Regions from separate parts of the Homo sapiens genome. Here all the other regions are linked to region 3. The links are chromatin contacts, found by Hi-C or POLR2A ChIA-PET in ENCODE. All regions are on one chromosome and are shown on one strand. The core of a region is the stretch at or near the end of the contact, and the rest is flanking DNA. Distances in the headings are between cores, read along the strand shown.

Region 1 (2,700 bases), core at 17-2,516, 220 kb after region 3:
AGCTGCCCCCTCTCTCCTTTCCCCACACACGCCGGCTCCTAGGGTGGACTTTTTTTTTAACCTCTGTAACTAAATAACCTGATAACGCCATGTGATAAGGGAATGGTGGCCTAAAAACCCTAAGTTTCCAATTCCAGCAGCCATGGCTCCATTTTCATGTTTCACACACAGAAGACATTAACGAAGGCCCTAAAAATAAGAGACACTGGAGGCAGCCAAAGAGACACCTAACACTCAATCAAAGCCGTGCAAGTGAGGAGAGCAGTTTTTGGGAGCCAGGCCAAACACTGTTCTATTGGAGGAATGAATTTTGTGTTTGTGCGCAGTCAGCAGCCCAGAGGAGATGTGAGAATACAGGACCTGGACAACTAAAGGCCCGGGAAAACCCTCTCTGTCCTGCCAGAGTCTACCGCATGGGCAAACACTCCATACCCAAACTGTTCAAAAGGGATGACTTATTTCTTCCATGCAAAAGGCCAGAAGAAAAATGAAAAGCCAGAAGGAGAGAGGAAACAAGGGTGTGATGGTTTCTTTGCAAACCTCTACTGCGGAACAGCTCCATACTCACCAAGCCAGGTCTACACAGCAGGCCTGGTTTAGTGTTGGCTACTGGTTTTCCATCCCTAAGACATGTGCAACCTTGCCAAATGCGGGGGGTAGCAGGGTAGGCAGGCAGCATATTCATCCTCAGGGGAGAACAGCAAAAGCCCAGAAGGAATTTTAATTTCTCTTATAAAACAAAAATCTCAAGACAAAAACTTTACTGCCAAACTTTACATGGAAAGCAAAAATAAACTATTTGCTTTATACCTGCTGCCACAGGTATGAAATATTTTATTAGATGACTGTCCACTCACCATTAGGCTGACTCTCAAATTATGGACAGGAAGAGAGCAAACCGTTCACTTGATGGACGCAGCTAAGATGAACACTCAGCTGCTCACATTGTGTTCAGGTTCTGGTGCATTTTGAACACTTCGTAAGAGAAATTACTGAAGCTCTTAATAACAAACTTGCCTTCCAGAACAGAAAGGTTTTATGAAAAAATCCTCAACCAAACCCTTGATACATTCTCAGTTAAATGCTATACTAAAAGTTCTCAGGAAGTCTCTATTTTGGAGACCTGTAATTTTTAACCGTATAGTTTGGTTGCTGCTGACTAAAGCTGAGAGTAATTTTACAACTCCATTATCCACATGTGGATGACTCATTTGTTAGATTAGCCTAACTTCCAGCTGCCCTCCCCCTCTGCTGTTCAACCTGCTGCTGGATAATGTTCCAACTGCCTGCTCTAAGAGGCTGAAAGTATGCAAACCCATCTTAACACAACACAGAGACAAAATGAGATAGTGGTGTTGACTATGTTTTGAATGCATTTCTCCAAGACAAATAAGAGTTTTGGATTGATGCACTGTTTTGGGCAATTGGCACAATTTCACTTTATTAGTATGAATTTTAATGTGATGTTTCTAACCTCTTAAATCAAAGTGTGCCTCAAAGTATGCTCCACAAACCCTTAAGGGTCCTCATGATCAAACCACTTTAATGATAATACTGAGCCACTATTTGCCTTTTTCCTTGTGTTGACGTTTGCACTGATGGTGCAAGAGCAATGGTGGTGTGACAGCAGGAACCTTAGCCTGAGTCAAGGTGACAGTGCCAGGCGGTACTAGCAGGAATTATGTTCTTCCCACCATGAAATCCCAGGGGCTTTTTGTTGTCTTTTATGCCAGTTTCATTTAAGAAAGTCTCGATGAAGCATTAACAATTATTGATTCTGGGCCAGGCATGGTGGCTCACACCTATAATCACAGCACTTTACGAGGCCAAGGCAGGTGGATCACATGAGGCCAGGAGTTGGAGACCAGCCTGGCAAACATGGTGAAACCCCATCTCTACTAAAACTATAAAAATTAGCCGGGCGTGGTGGCGTGTGCCTGTAATCCCAGCTACTCATAAGTCTGAGGCAGTAGAATCGCTTGAACCCAGGAGGTGGAGGTTGCAGTGAGCTAAGACTGGGCCACTGCACTCCAGCCTGGGCACAGAGCAAGACTTTGTCTCAAAAAAAAAAAAAAAAAAAGGTTCAGAATTCTGAGTAAATATTCTGACACATAAAGCATTTGGCTACACTCCAGGGATGAGGGCTGTCTTGAGCTGAGCAGCCACTCTCTCCATGAAACACCACTTTGACTCAAAAGAACAACTACAATATGGTTGCTTAGACTTGGATATTTGGCAGATACTTTTTTGAAATACAATAAAGTTTTCCAAGTGAAAAACACAATCTTAGAAAATGTGCATCTACCGTCAGCTTGACGGCTTCCTAATAATACTTAAAGGCTCTTTGATGAGACTGATGGTGATACTAATAATTGTGACTTTTTTGATGTTGAATAATGAAATGTGTCAACATTTAGAAGAACCTGCAGAACTCAATGAAATAGTGTTTTCCAAACTAAAGAATGCGGTCACACCAACACATAAAAGAGCCATTCAACACATAAGATGGACCAATATGAAACACAGACACGGTTTCATTCTCTACCTTGCAACCAACCTTTGAGAAACTTACTTGCCAACGACCACTATCAAAAGTATCAAAGAATATCTCCAGTTACGTGAAAAAGCTATTAAAATATTCCCTCCTTTTTTCAATTACATATATGTGTTAGACATACACTTCAACCAAAACATATCACA
Region 2 (2,700 bases), core at 69-2,568, 140 kb before region 3:
ATGAGGTCGGATGCGGTGGCTCACGACTGTAATCCCAGTACTTTGGGAGGCCGAGGCAGGCAGATCACAAGGTCAGGACTTCAAGACCAGCCTGGTGAATATGGTGAAACCCCTTCTTTACAAAAAGTAAAAAAATTGGCCGGGCATGGTGGCGCGTGCCTGTAGTCCCAGCTACTCGGTAGACTGAGGCAGGAGAATTGCTTGAACCCGGGAGGTGGAGGTTGCAATGAGCCAAGATTGCACCATTGCGCTCCAGCCTGGGCAACAGAGTGAGACTCCATCTCAAAAAAAAAAAAAAAAAAAAGGACAACAAAGGGTTCACTTTAACTTGGCAATGGCTTCTTGGAAACCAGCAATGCACAGTGACACCTCCATTAGGGAAAACTCTGTAATTCATAATTCCTGGGGATGGAAGGCAGAGAAAAGGCTGAGTAATGACTGCAGCAAACACAAATCTAGCCAGGCACTGTTCTAGGCACCTTCCATACTTACTCATTTAATCCTCCCAACATCCCTAGGAGGTTGGTCCTTTTACCATTTCCATTTTAGACTTGGAGAAACTGAGGCAAGAGAGATGAGCTGCATGGCTCCAGGCTATACAGCTATGAAATATTGGAGCTGGGATTTGAACCCTTGAACCCAGGCAGTGTGGCACTTCCTCGCCACACCCTGCTGCCTTCTTGGAATGACGAGGTGACAGCCACGTTGCCCAGCAGGTGGGAGAAGAGGGACAGTCTTTAAGGAGAAGGGGACAGGGACAGCCCTTCATTAGAGCTAGGAGGAGCCAGGCAAGAACCCAGGGAGGTGAAAGCCTCACCCTAACTCTTTCTTCTTATTTTTCTCCCCTCTCATTACTTCCCTTTTCAGCCACATCTGAGTTTTTTACACCAGCACCCAGCTTTCCGACATGCTGGGAAACTAAGCTCTGTGATTCAGATGTTTCTTTGGAATAACAAAGTTTTCAACATAATAAAAAGGACACAAACAGCACTCAGGCACGTCAGGCCACACAAGTGGGAGAGGTTTGGGTCCCAAATAGGGTTCCAGGACCCAAGTACGAGTTCCTTCCATCAGAATGGAGGTGTTCCTCTGAAGTAGCAGGGGGTGCAATGAGAGGGGTTTACTTGGTTTTTAAACAGGAACTGTTTCCACCTCCTGGAGTGATCAAGAGGTGCCTCTTTCCTCTGAGAATGCTGGAGGGTTTTACTCCACAGGAAGAAGTTGCACAGAGGCTCAGTGTATTCAGGTGTGGCCAGCCTCTGGAGATGTGTATCCAAAGTCAACACCCTGCATTGAATCATGGGACAGGGTTTTCAAACACAGACAAGGGCGGGGTGGAGGGGGGGCAGTAACAACAGAAGCCTTGAAAGGCAGTTTTCACACACAGTATTTACCACACTCTGCAAGACTTAGGAAACCTCAAGGAATATTTTTTTTCTTTCTCATTTCCAGTATCTCTAGGTCACAAATCTCCTGTGGTTCCTCTAACAGGCACATCTGCAGGGTGAGATACAAGTTCTAGAGATGAGAAACTCTAAAAACATTATTTATTAGATGCTGTCTTTAGGACAGTGTTTTTGAGAGAGCATTAGATGTGGATTCCAGCTTGGGGTCGGGGAGTAGGGTTTCTCCCCTTGCAAATCCTCCACCCGAGCATTTGAGGGTTTAAATTTTCCAGTTTGATCTAATGCGAACATAAAAGCACTGCGACAATCTTGGGCTGATTTTAATTACGAACACAGGCAATACGCTGAGAGCACAGCTGGTGTGTGGCCCTAACCAGCTTCCCAGAAGAGAGTGGCGCTATCAGAAATGACAATAATAGACCAGGTTTTTAAAACCATTTACATGCAAGTTGCAAAATTCCCCTCCATAGTTTGGGGATAGAATGGTTGATTAGATTGCAACGATTGAGTTGGGAAAACATTAAAAAATGAGAAAAAATGAAATAAGAGTGAGAAGGATTAAGTCAGGCATTAAGAACATCAGAACAATTACAGGATTTCAGCCTATGATATATTACACTACATCATCCATATGAACACACTCATGTAGTGTAAATACACCATACTGATTGCATGCTAATGCAGATGTATGCCTATAAAACTTAAAATGAATCTTAACTCATATGTGATTGAAAGATATTAACAGAAAGAAAGGAAAATGAGCTGTCCATTTAAAGATGCACTCTTTCTGTTCATTGGATGGATGCTTTCAATACAGACTTGAACTTTAATCACTGATAGGAGGTTTTGATATTTGCTTGGTAAAATTTTATTTATTTATTTATTTATTTTATTTATTTATTTTTGAGATGGAGTCTTACTCTGTCACCCAGACTGGAGTGCAATGGTGCGATCTCGGCTCACTGCAACCTCCGCCTCCCGGGTTCAAGTGATTCTCCTACCTCAGCCTCCCGAGTAGCTGGGATTACGGGCACCTGCCATCATGACTGGCTAATTTTTGTATTTTTTTTTTTGTTTTTTGGTAGAGACGGGGTTTCACCATGTTGGGCAGGCTGGTCTTGAACTCCTGACCTCGGGTGATCCACCTGCCTCGGCCTCCCAAAGTGCTGGGATTACAGGTGTGAGCCACCGTGCCCAGCAGGTAAAATTTTAAACTAACCTAATCTGAAGAGGAGGGGAGACTGGTCTATTCTCTGGGTGATTAAGACATGGCATTTTTTTTCATGGGAGGGCC
Region 3 (2,700 bases), core at 85-2,584:
TTGTTTTACAATTAGGTCTACTATCTATCTGTAATTGGTTTTTGTGTAGGGTGTTACTTGTGGTTGAGGTTTTTAAAATATAGATATCCTATTGACCAGCCTCATTCATTAAAAAAACCACTGCTTGGCAACTGAAGGCTTAGCTTTAAGACTAAAAAGATGACCCAGAAAAAAGTTTCCAAAGACCCTACGTTTCCAGTCTTTGATTTACCTACATATCCCTGCCTAACTCTTTTAGGAACATGGAAGTGTAAGTCCAAAGATGAAAGGCTTTGTTCTCAATTTCATCACTTCATTGAGTCCCACAAAATTATCCTTTTTCCTGACTGGTAAGCTGTAGAACATGGAACATGAGGAAATGATTTTTAAATCATCTCAAAATTAAATGATTATAATGTCATTTTATGCCACAATGAACTGTTTATGTACTTCTCAAACCCCATTTTTAAAATTTCATTTTAAAAACATCCCTACTTCATTAGCTCCACACCAGCTATACGAATGAGCTGTCCATGGCAACAGCAGTAAGTGCACTGAAGACAGATTTCTGCAGCGCCAGCCTTCCTGGCCTCCAGTACCCTGCTGAGCAACAAGCAGAGGACCCAGCACCCGCACTCAAGCTTCCTAAACCACGAATTACTCCTCACCAGCACCCAAAAGCAGCTCCCAGAACAAGCTGGTGGAAAATGTAGTGGGGAAAACACTAACCTCTACCACAAATAAAGACTCTGCACATCTATTTTTTGGGGGTTTTTTGAGACAGAGTCTTATTCTGTCGTCTAGGCTGGAGTGCAGTGGTGCCATCTCAGCTCACTGCAACCTCTGCCTTTGGGGTTCAAGTGATTCTCATGCTTCAGCCTCCCTAGCAGCTGGGATTACAGGTGTGTGCCACCATGCCCAGCTAATTTTATAATTTTACTAGAGATGGGGTTTCATCGTGTTGGCCAGGCCAGTCTCGAACTACTGACCTCAAGTGATCTGCCTGCCTCAGCCTCCCAAAGTTCTGGGATTACAGGCATGAGTCACCACGCCAGACCTCTGCTGGTCTATTATTTAATGCAGTCCAATGTATTAACATTTTCCTTTACACTTAGTGCTTTTTATAATCCGTTTAAGAATTTTTCCAGGAAACACATAGAAATATTGTACATTATCTCTCTTCCCCATCCACTGGCTCACGAAGATCTTGGTTGTATCACAGTCATGGCATGAATCAGATTTTTGGACTTCTTCCCATCTGATTTTCACTTATAGGAATTTTTCAAATCGTTCTTAAATAAACCTAATAAGGATGTTTTCCCAAACGCAGGTTACCTTGGCATCAAATTTCTCAAGTGTCTGGCTCCGAGGTGGATCTGGAATTTTCAGCCTCTTTGTGATGTTAGCAGGGCTTTTTATTTCCATGAAATCTTGAGGTAACAGAGGGTAGGGAGGAGAGAGCAAACACTGACATCCCAGACTGGGAAAGGGGAGAGATGGTGGAAACTGAGACCAAAACACTAAAAACTGCTGGGTCCATTTTTCTTCCCACTGGGAATTCAGGCAACAGCATCAAGGGCTGGTACAAGGCATAGCCTCGGAGACAGACCTGCCTGTGGCCTGGCAGGATCTCCTGCTTAAGGGCCTTATTGCCCTGCTTCATTAACAGCCACGGCTTAGCAACAATCTGCCAGCAGGGGTCAGTCTCGGTCGCCACACAGAAGCCAGGAGGCTCTCTCCAGCTACAAAGCCACGCTCTGGAATGTTCCAGAAGTTGTTCGGTGCCACTGCACAACACTCAGCTTCTCTTCCTATCTTGTCACCTCGGCACCTGTTTCCTAGTTTTTCAAGATTGCATTTCATACTTAGAGAAATTAATTACCTTATATTCCTGTGGCAGAATTTCATACTGAGCTAAATAATTATACCAAGTTCCCCATATCATGTATAAAACCTCCCTTTCCCTTGATTTTCCTTACGGTAGCAGAAAGGTCGACCTTTTCCATATTTTAAAATTAAGGAAAGGACGCATTCTTACTTGCAGTGGAAAATGTACAAATATTACATAATGTGACAATTGTATTTTCTAATATTCCCATTGAGGGTTTAGTTATCTATGGGATAAATTTCTTTTTTCTCTCTAAATTACAAAACATCCTTTCATTAAGCATCTTGCCCCAAACAGCTCCTCTCAAAGTCCCTGGGAGGCTGGCAAGGGGCTCATGGCCTATACTGCCTAACCCCAAGCTCTCCTTGGACTTACTCGGAGGCTGTGTCCCAAACACCAAACAGTAGGGGCACCTGCACTGAGACCAGGAAAGCAAATCTGATGTCAAAAAGGTGTAGAATGAAGAATCTATTTCTACTTTAAATTTGAGGGTGGCTCTTTTTCAAGACACACTGCTGAATTAACAAACAGTTCTGGTCTAATAAATGATTATATTTCATGCTAGAAGGATATAACTATACTTAGTAGGTTACCTTTTCCTAAAAAATAAAATAAAATTCCCCCATGGATCTAAGTCCCATCAAATACAACATTCAGGAGGGCATAAGTTCTCATTTCCCAAAGTGGGGAAAGCTGTTGCAAAAAAAAAAAAAAAAAAAAAACCAAAAAACAACAACAGTTCTTCACAATGCCTGTCTTCCAACAAGTCTGTCTTACTGGTATTTTAAAGTGTGCTCATCTAAAAGTATATTCTCTGCTTCTTTCTCCCTAAA

Evidence for each region. Hi-C counts contacts between places; a loop is a spot of excess contacts on that map. ChIA-PET counts read pairs that join two places held with the same protein, here RNA polymerase II (POLR2A). Pooled maps may share reads with other maps.
Region 1: a pooled map shows a loop between it and region 3 (2.3-fold over the local background). The contact joins two enhancer-like sites. A Hi-C loop is called at or near these places in 1 of 168 maps with a recorded cell type or tissue (endothelial cell of umbilical vein) and 1 of 50 pooled maps. POLR2A ChIA-PET finds 5 or more read pairs at or near these places in 3 of 52 experiments (AG04450, Caco-2 and Panc1).
Region 2: a loop to region 3 is called in a map of GM12878, with 2.6 times the contacts of the local background. The contact joins two enhancer-like sites. A Hi-C loop is called at or near these places in 1 of 168 maps with a recorded cell type or tissue (GM12878), 3 of 37 single-sample maps with no recorded cell type and 3 of 50 pooled maps. POLR2A ChIA-PET finds 5 or more read pairs at or near these places in 1 of 52 experiments (activated naive CD8-positive, alpha-beta T cell).

What each region holds. Positions count from the first base shown.
Region 1 is chr17:66,347,322-66,350,021 of GRCh38, reverse strand. All of the region lies in intron 2 of PRKCA (protein kinase C alpha), which reads right to left. Among named protein-coding and RNA genes, the nearest start is that of PRKCA, 46 kb to the right of the region's middle. RefSeq lists an enhancer at 1,137-1,431. Within about 2 kb of position 1,266, at least 10 of the 41 ENCODE cell types and tissues checked have a DNase peak (open chromatin) inside an H3K27ac peak, as active enhancers do.
Region 2 is chr17:66,710,654-66,713,353 of GRCh38, reverse strand. The region is part of intron 8 of PRKCA (protein kinase C alpha); the gene reads right to left. Among named protein-coding and RNA genes, the nearest start is that of MIR634, 75 kb to the left of the region's middle. Within about 2 kb of position 1,318, at least 9 of the 41 ENCODE cell types and tissues checked have a DNase peak (open chromatin) inside an H3K27ac peak, as active enhancers do.
Region 3 is chr17:66,566,370-66,569,069 of GRCh38, reverse strand. The region is part of intron 3 of PRKCA (protein kinase C alpha); the gene reads right to left. Among named protein-coding and RNA genes, the nearest start is that of PRKCA-AS1, 150 kb to the right of the region's middle. Within about 2 kb of position 1,334, at least 5 of the 41 ENCODE cell types and tissues checked have a DNase peak (open chromatin) inside an H3K27ac peak, as active enhancers do.